Regions from separate parts of the Homo sapiens genome. Here region 2 is linked to region 1. Evidence: read pairs that join two places in POLR2A ChIA-PET (ENCODE). Cell type or tissue: Panc1. All regions are shown on one strand. Each heading gives the region's core, and the rest is flanking DNA. Links, peaks and the distances in the headings are about the cores only.

The links. Peaks named below come from ENCODE experiments on the same cell type or tissue, not always from the same donor. Only the 100,000 strongest peaks of a DNase experiment are listed, where the experiment ranks them.
Region 2: POLR2A ChIA-PET joins it to region 1 with 6 read pairs; 4 of 35 experiments call an interaction of 5 or more read pairs at or near these places.

The regions. Positions count from the first base shown.
Region 1 is chr9:123,931,804-123,936,204 of GRCh38, reverse strand. No RefSeq gene overlaps it. Among named protein-coding and RNA genes, the nearest start is that of DENND1A, 3.9 kb to the right of the region's middle. In Panc1, for the core only: no CTCF peak of the experiment used is centred there; a DNase peak (open chromatin) is centred at 2,544.
Region 2 is chr9:123,851,075-123,855,475 of GRCh38, reverse strand. All of the region lies in intron 2 of DENND1A (DENN domain containing 1A), which reads left to right. Among named protein-coding and RNA genes, the nearest start is that of DENND1A, 77 kb to the left of the region's middle. In Panc1, for the core only: no CTCF peak of the experiment used is centred there; no DNase peak of the experiment used is centred there.

The DNA.
Region 1 (4,401 bases), core at 100-4,099:
TGATAAGGAATTAACATCCAAAGTATATCAATAACTCCTACAACTTAACAACGACAAAAAACCCAATCTGATTGCAAAATGGGCAAAAGACTTGAATAGACATTTCCCCAAAGAAGATATACAAGTGGACAACAAGCACTTGAAAGGATGCTCAAATCACTAATCATTAGAGAAATGCAAATTAAAACCACACCACAGTGAGATACCACCTCACATCCATTAGGATAGCTATTAGGAAAAAAGAAAAAAGAAACCCCAAACCCCAAAATAACAAGTGTTGGTGAGGAAGTGGGGAAATTGAAACCCTGGTGCACTGCTGATGGAAATGTAAAATGGGGCAACTGCTATGGAAAACAGTAGAATAGTTCCTCAGAAAATCTTAAAAGAATTACCACATGATCCAGCAATTCCACTTATGGGTATTATCCCAAAGAACTGAAAGCAGGGTCTTGAAGAGATATTTGTACACTCACGTTCATAGCAGCATTATTCACAAGAGCCAAAAGGTAGAAACAACCCAAGTGTCCATTGGCAGATGAATGGAGAAACACAATGTGATCTATACATACCATGAACTACTATTCCTTAAAAAGGAAGGAAATTGTGACATATACTTCAGCTTGAATGGACATTGAAGACATTATGCTAAGTGAAATAAGCCAGTCACAAACAAATAATGTACAATTCCACTTATATGAGGTTATATGAGAGTGGTCAAATTCATAGGCAGAAACTAGAATAGTGGTTGCCAGGAATAAAGTGGAGGGAAGGGAGGATGGGAGGGGGAGTTGTTGTGCCATTTCATGGGTATAAAGTTTCAGTTTGGGAAGATGAAAAAAGTGCTGGAGGAGGATGGTGGTGATGGATGTATAACAATGTGAATGTACTTAATGCCATTGAAATGTACACTTTAAAAATGGTTACAGTGGTCAACTTTCTGTTATGCACATTTTACCACAATTTTTAAAAATGTATAAAAAATAGAAGGTGAGCAAATGCACCAACTGAATATACTAAGTTCAAATTTAAGAAAGCACTTCCCAAATCTTGTTCTGTGGCTTATTATTCTTGAGGAATGTGCCTCAAAATAAGGGTTTTGTGGTTGTTTAGTTATTTTTTCAAAAAATATTTACCGGTCACTGCCTGCGTGCTAGGCTCTGTACTAGATGTTGAGAAGTAGGTATGGACAAACCTGATGTGGTTCCTCTCTTTATCAATTTGACCATTTAGCAGAATAATATTCCCATTCATTGAAAACCAAATATAGAGCAAGAAGCTTAAATTCTTCATTTTGTTTTATCTTTGTAAAGTGGGTATTATCATCCTCTTATTAAAGAAGAAGAAACCAAGGCTCAGAAAATTTAAGTAACATTCTCCAAGTTCACCCAACTAGCAACCTGGGTCCATCTGGCTCCAGAGTCACAATAACCAAAAGAAGAAAGCAATCCAGGATGGGCGCCGTGGCTCACGCCTGTAATCCCAGCACTTTGGGAGGCTGAGGTGGGCGGATCACAAGGTCAAGAGATTGAGACCAGCCTGGCCAACATGGTGAAACCCTGTCTCTACTAAAAATACAAAAATTAGCTGGGCATGGTGGCACACGCCTGTAGTTCCAGCTACTCATGTGGCTGAGGCAAGAGAATACCTTGAACCCGGTAGGTGGAGGTTGCAGTGAGCTGAGAAGTGAGCTGAGATTGCGTCACTGCACTCCAGCCTGGTGACAGAGTGAGACTCAAAAAAAAGAAAACAATCCAAAAGTCCATCAGCTAAAACCATTGAAATGTACACATTTAAAGTGGTAAATTGTATGGTTGGTGAACTACATTTCAATAAAAAATAATATAATCACAATTTAACGTATTAGGAACAACAGACCACTGAATCCTGGCACACAGACCATTTGTTCTGCTATTTCGTATTGTATAATTGGGGGCCAATAGAGCTCCCTGGGGTTGCTGTCTTCCCCTCAATAAACACAGCTCCCTAAATTCCAAGCAGAGAAACCAAACAGGTACAAAAGAGCAAGAGCAAGCTTGGAAACTGAGGAGCATCAAAGTGTCAATGCAGGTGGTATCATCCCTACCGTTGGACTTTTATCTGCTAGATCTGCTTAGCCTATTTTGACAACAGTCAAGAAGGCAAAGTTCCTAAATCCTTTCTCTTCACCAGAAGATTTACATTCCAACAATTGATTATGGCATGTATTTGGCACAGAGGTCTCATTTCATTTGAATGACGTCAGATTCACCTAGGTTTAAAGGAATTATAAAATCAATCAGCCACTGAATTATAGAACTTTAGAACCCAAAAGGACTTTGGAAGGAGGTCACCTGGCCTGATTCTCTTATTTTGGTTAAATCTGTGGCTTGCTCAAAATCACATAGCCAAGCATGGCTGAGCCTGCTGGGTGTCTTGCAATATCTATCCTCCCCTTCTTTCCTGGAAATGCCATTCCCTTCTCCCTACCTTTCAGCTGCGGACCTTATTGTCTGGTTGTCTGGAATAAAGGCTGTATTTTCTAGTGAGGTGTGGTTGCATGACTAAATTCTGGCCACTGGGATGTAAATAGAAGTGGTGTGAGTAATTCCTGGGAAGTACACTTAAAGGTCAGAGTTTGACGTGGACAGATCCTCCTTCCTTCCTGCAGGCTGGGCTGCAGATTAGATAGCTAGAGTTTAAGCAGCCATCCTGGACTATGAGGTGGAAATTCTTCCTGGAGAATCGGAGAGCAATAAGATAGAATTCTGGGTCTCCATTAATTATAGAATTGTCATACCAGCTCTGGAATGTTAATCGCCAGACTTTATGTGAAAGAGAAATAAAATTCTATTTTTTTCAACAATTGTTATTTCACTTCTCTATCATTTACAGTTGAATTGAATTCTAACTGATACAGAACGTGAACAAACAAGTTGGGCTGAGAACTCAGGTCTCCCGAATCCAAGCATGGTACTCTTTATTATTATGTTGATCAGTTTTACAAAATGTATTTATTTATTTCAGAGATGGGGCCTCGCTATGTTGCTCAGGGTGGAGTGCAGTGGCTATTCATGGGCATGATCATAGCGTGCTGCAGCCTCAAAATCCTAGGCTCAGCCTTAAACTCCTGGGCTCAGCCTCCTGAGTAGCTGGCACTACAGGAACAAGCCACGGAGCTGGGTACTTTTTTTTTTTTTTTTTTGAGACGGAGTTTTGCTCTGTCGCCCAGGCTGGAGTGCAGTGGCATGATCTCGGCTCACTGCAAAATCCGCCTCCTGGGTTCACGCCATTCTCCTGCCTCAGGCTCCCATGTAGCTGGGACTACAGGTGCCCACCACCACGCCCAGCTAATTTTTGGTATTTTTTTTTAGTACAGATGGGGTTTCACCATGTTAGCCAGGATGGTCTCCATCTCCTGACCTCATGATCTGCCCGCCTCAGCCTCCCAAAGTCCTGGGATTACAGGCATGAGCCACCATGCCCGGCCTTTGTTTTTCCTTTGAGACAGTCTTGCTCTGTTGCCCAGGCTGGAGTGCAGTGGCGTGATCTCGGCTCACTACAACTTCTGCCTTCTGGGTTCAAGCGATTCTCCTGCCTCAGCCTCTTGAGTAGCTGGGACCACAGGCGCCTGCCACCACACCCGGCTAAATTTTTTCTATTTTTTAGTAGAGATGGGTTTTCACCATGTTGGTGGTCAGGCTGGTCTTGAACTCCTGGCCTCAAGTGATCCACTCGCCTTGGCCTCCCAAAGTGCTGGGATTACAGGTGTGAGCCACCATGCCCAGCCACTGGTTGCCTTATTAATTTTAATAATAAAAGCCAAACGGTGCTAAGTGTTTTGTATATAATAGTTGCTTTTAATTTTTGAGTACTTAATATGTGATAATCACTGTTTAAATACTTTATAAATGTCACTAACTCACTTAATCCTCGTGTCAACTCACTAAAATAGGTCTATTATTATCACCATTTCCATTTTACAGACAGAGAACCTGAGACACACAGAGAAGGAATAATTCACCCAAGGCCATATATTTAGTAAGAGGTAGAGCTGAGATTTAAACCCTGGCAGTCTGGTTCTAGAGCCTGTGCTCTTTGCTCCTATGTTACACTCGCTCTTATGATGGAAGCTTCTCATCACTCTCTCTGCCCATTTTACGGGGGAGGAAACTAAAACATACACTTGTCTAATCATTTGCATAAAATCTGCCAGTCAATGCTGAAGCCAGAATTAGAAGCCACGTTCCTAACTCCCAGTCCAGTGCTCTCTCCTCAGACCACCCTGCTGTCTCTGAGGCCACCTGAGCAGACACATAATCCCCACCTTCTACCTCCCTCTCCAACACACACACACACACACACACACACACACACACACACACACACCCCACCCAGCAGGCACCCAGACATATTTGTGGCCAG
Region 2 (4,401 bases), core at 103-4,102, 81 kb after region 1:
ATCTGGTCTTTCTCTTTTCTGTACAATACTCTTTCTCCCTATTTTCCTGGTTTATTTCCATTGTCCTTTATAACTTAGACAAGGTGCCACCTCTTTTAGGAGGCCTTCTCTAATCCTCCATTTTTTTCTGTCTACCCTTGCTTCCCCCTCTCTGCCATCCTTCACAGACTTGGTTAGATACCCTCCCTCTTGGCACCCTGCATATCGTATTATAATTGTCTTTTCTGTTTTTCTTGAGGGCAGGAACCTTCTTGCTTGAATTCTCCCTTGAAGAATAATCGTATTCAGTAGGTAGCTAGCTAAATGAAGAGATATTTAAAAATATCTCATTCAGTGGAATTTGTTATGTCCAAATAAGCAAGGCAATGTTAGTATCAGTTGTTTGTGAGGCTTTTGAAATAGCTCCATTTACATAGAACTGGACATTATAATTGTGTTTTTTAGAGTGGAGTTTTACCTATGGTTACATTTACTTCTAGAGTATCTCCAGGGACTTATCTTGTTTTTCTTAGCAAGGTAGAAAAGAGATTTAGAGTATATGAAGGATCGGTTCATTATCTTCTATTTCCCTTCCACTGCATTTATTACCACTTTGCATGCAGTAGGTTGTGGCAATGTCTGGTACTATCTCGGTAGCTGATAAGATGAAGATATATTCGACCAAGAGACAGAAGAGGAGAGAGAAACTTCATGTGAACTGGTAACCATTTGCTTAAATTGATTAAATCAGTTGCTTCATTTTTTATTTCATTTTACTTATTTTTATTTTTATTTTTTTTTTGAGACAGAGTATCACTCTGTCACCCAGGCTGGAGTGCAATGGCATGATCTCAGCTCACTGCACCCTCTGCGTCCTGGGTTCAAGTGATTCTCCTGCCTCAGCCTCCTGAGTAGCTGGGACTACAGGTGCATGCCACCATACCCGGCTAATTTTTGTATTTTTAGTAGAGCTAGGTTTTACTATGTTGGCCAGGCTGGTCTCAAACTCCTGACCTCAGGTGATCCACCCACCTCGGCCTCCCAAAGTGCTGGGATTACAGGTGTGAACCACCGTGCCCAGCTTCATTTTTTATTTTTTTGTTTTACTTTGCTTTCTGGGTCATTTTGAATTTTATTTTTAAATCTGAGACAAAATATTAAACATCTGGGTCCTATTACATGTAGACGTTCTTTACAAATGTTGTGATTGGGATCAAGGAACAGTCTGAAGTTCCCGGGCAGGAGAATCAGCTGAGGGCTAGGATGAATGTTGCCATTTGTGTTGAGAGACCAGCAAGGTTGATTTTTGCCAGCAGAAATGTAGAAAGAATGATCTTGCTCAAAATGAGTTAATGCAGTGGGTTAAAAATGAATTTGTAAATACTTTCATCTGCCTCAGTTATTGCTGCCTAATATTTGTTTCACCCACGGTTTCTCTTTTCCTGCAAATTATGTGTACAGTGTGATTGACTTTCTAAAGGTGTTGATATATACTAATATATCCTAATATTCTAAAGGTGATGATACATATATTTTTTTTCCCATGAAAATATCTTAGAAGTAGGTGTATTGTAATAGTTACCTAAAGGAAATGCTTCTTAATCTGAGACATTTTCCGGCCCATTGAGAGGAACAGTAGCTTTTTTGAGAGGCTGGCATCTCAAGATAGAAAGATGTCTCTAAGTATTGCCCTGGAGTGCTACTGAATGATTTCTTTACTCTGTCATTGAGCCCTTATTGTGTCAAAAAACAAATCTCTTGGAGACCCTCACAGAAAGATTTGTTTCCTAAAACCTGAGTGCTAGCTAGAGCTCATAATTTTTGTGTTTTTTTGAGACAGAGTCTCACTCTGTCACCCAGGCTGGAGTACAGTGGTGTGATCTCGGCTCACTGCAACCTCTGTCTCCCAGGTTCAAGTGATTCTCATGCCTCAGCCTCCCATGTAGCTGGGATTACAGGCGCCTGCCACCATGCCTGGCTAATTTCTGTATTTTTAGTAGAGATGGGGTTTTACCAGGTTGGCCAGGCTGGTCTCGAACTCCTGAACTCAAGTCATCCGCCTACCTCACCCTCCCAAAGTGCTGGGATTACAGGTGTGAGCCACCACGCCCGGCCTAGAGCTCATAATTTCAGTCTCCTCAATTTAAGGGGTTTTTACAAAAGTGTTCCAAATGAAATATTTTCTCCCCCGCTTCTATTCTTTTGTACAACAGTTGAGGAGTCAACCTATACTTGCCTTATTGATAACTGATCACTGGTTATTTATAATAAAATTTAAAGGCTGGGCGTGGTGGCTCATGCCTGTAATCCCAGCACTTTGGGAGGCTGAGACCGGCGGATCATGAGGTCAGAAGTTCGAGACCAGCCTGGCCAACATGGTGAAACCTCGTGTCTACTAAAAATAATAAAATTAGCTGGATGTGGTGGTGTTCACCTGTAATCCCAGTTACTTGGGGAGGCTGAGGCAGGAGAATGGCTTTAACCCAGGCGGTGGAGGTTGCAGTGAGCCAAGATTATGCCACTGCATTCTAGCCTGGGTGACAGAGCAGGATTCCATCTCAAAACCAAAAAAGAAAAAAAGAAAAAAAAAAGAAAGAAAAACAATTTAAAATGAAACATCTTTGGAAGGTTTTTTCTTTCTTTTTAAAAACTAGTTGCACTCTTATCAGCCAATGTTTTTGAGCTGTGTCAGGCTATTAAAATGCAGGTTTATAGGGTGGTGTTTTCAGGATGTTCCTGAGAATCAGTCCTGAGTTTCAGTATTCCCTCTGCTGCTGTGGTGGATAAGGTGAACATTCTTATTTTTAATTGCTTAGCTTTCCTAAATGTTTAACTGAGGCCCGTCGCATAAGTGCACTGGGAGTGTGCTGTTATATTCATTAGTGTGGCTTTGGATGGCCTGAGTCCATGACAGACTGGCTTTCTTCATATACTTATTCATAAATTCAAACAAGTCTTTGAAGGACTTAATGCTATGGATATAAATAAAACACTTTCTTTTTGAGGAGTTTACATCTGATGAGGGAAATAAATAGTCAACCAGTAGCCATACATTATTTGGGATAAATAGAGACAGGCACAAAGTGCTGTGGCAGCTCAGCAGAGGCAGCAGGGAGCAAACAGTTTTATACCCAGTTGCTATGGAAATCTGTGTATCCTCAGCCTCCCCAAGGTCCCCAAAAGTGCCATCCTTACATCAGCAGCTCAGACCCCTCAATCTCCGGAACTAAATCAGGCTTAGGTGAGGATGAGAAACTTAGATATGACTTCTTAAGTATAGCTTCTCAAGTACAGGCCCTCTCAATTTGTAAACTAAAGAGAGAAGTTAACTGTTCCCCGTCCCTACCACCACCACTCTTCCCCAGAGTGTAATGGCGGGACAGGCAGAAGATAACTGCCGAAGACACTGATTGTTTAAAAGGGGGCCAGCAGGAGGCACGTTGGAGCACATAGCACTCAATAGCGGTCCCCAAATACGCTGGGCAAATGTTGGAAGTTTCCTGATGGAGACTCAGTCCTGCTCTAGCCTGAGAGTGGCTCACCATGGCTCTTAGTTCTACCTTCTGGGCTTTTGGATTCTGAATCGTCCTTCTTTAAATAAAAGAGAACCTGTGTTTGCAACTGAGTGGTTTCTCAGCCTGCTTCTGGTCTGTAAAGTTTAGTGAGTCAACAGCCTATTGTTTTTTCATTTGTATTTTCTTTGTTCCTTTCAGTCCAGGCTAGCTGTGTTTCTCCCCGTAGGAGCCTCTTAAAAACTCCTTTGTTGTCCTGTGAATCTGCTGGAGTTTACTCCTTGACATAATATTCATACCCACAAATGTCTTTGAGATAAGCCCGCCTTTTCTACTTTGGTTTTCTAGTGAGACCACTGAGGAACAACAGTTGTAAGCTTCTTAGAAGCCCTGTTGTTTAACTGAATGGTTCTCTATGATGGTGCCACCTTAGGTCTTTTGGAGGTCTTGCAAAGAATTTTAAAATCACCCCCTTAGCTTTTTCTTATCCTAAGAGTACCCTGGATTTGATCTTTACCCAGAGGCCATTTCGTAATTTTAACATCATTTATTGTCTGGAGAGGCTAGAAAGGAGTAAACAAATTGAGTTCTATACATAGAATAGTAGTAATAAAAAGGAACAAGGTATTGCTATATTCAACAACATGGATGGATCTCAACATAATTATCTTGAGTGAAAGAAGCCAGACAAAAAGAGTACATACTTTCTGATTCCATTTATATAAAAGCCTAGAAAGTACAAACTAATGTATAGTGACAGAAAGCACACCAGTGGTTCCCTAGGGATGGGTGGTGGGGAGTGCAGCAGGAGGGATAGATTACGGAGGAGCACAAAGAAACTTTTGGGGTTGATTGATTGTGGTGATGGTTTAATGGATGTACACATATGTCAAAACTCATCAAATTATAC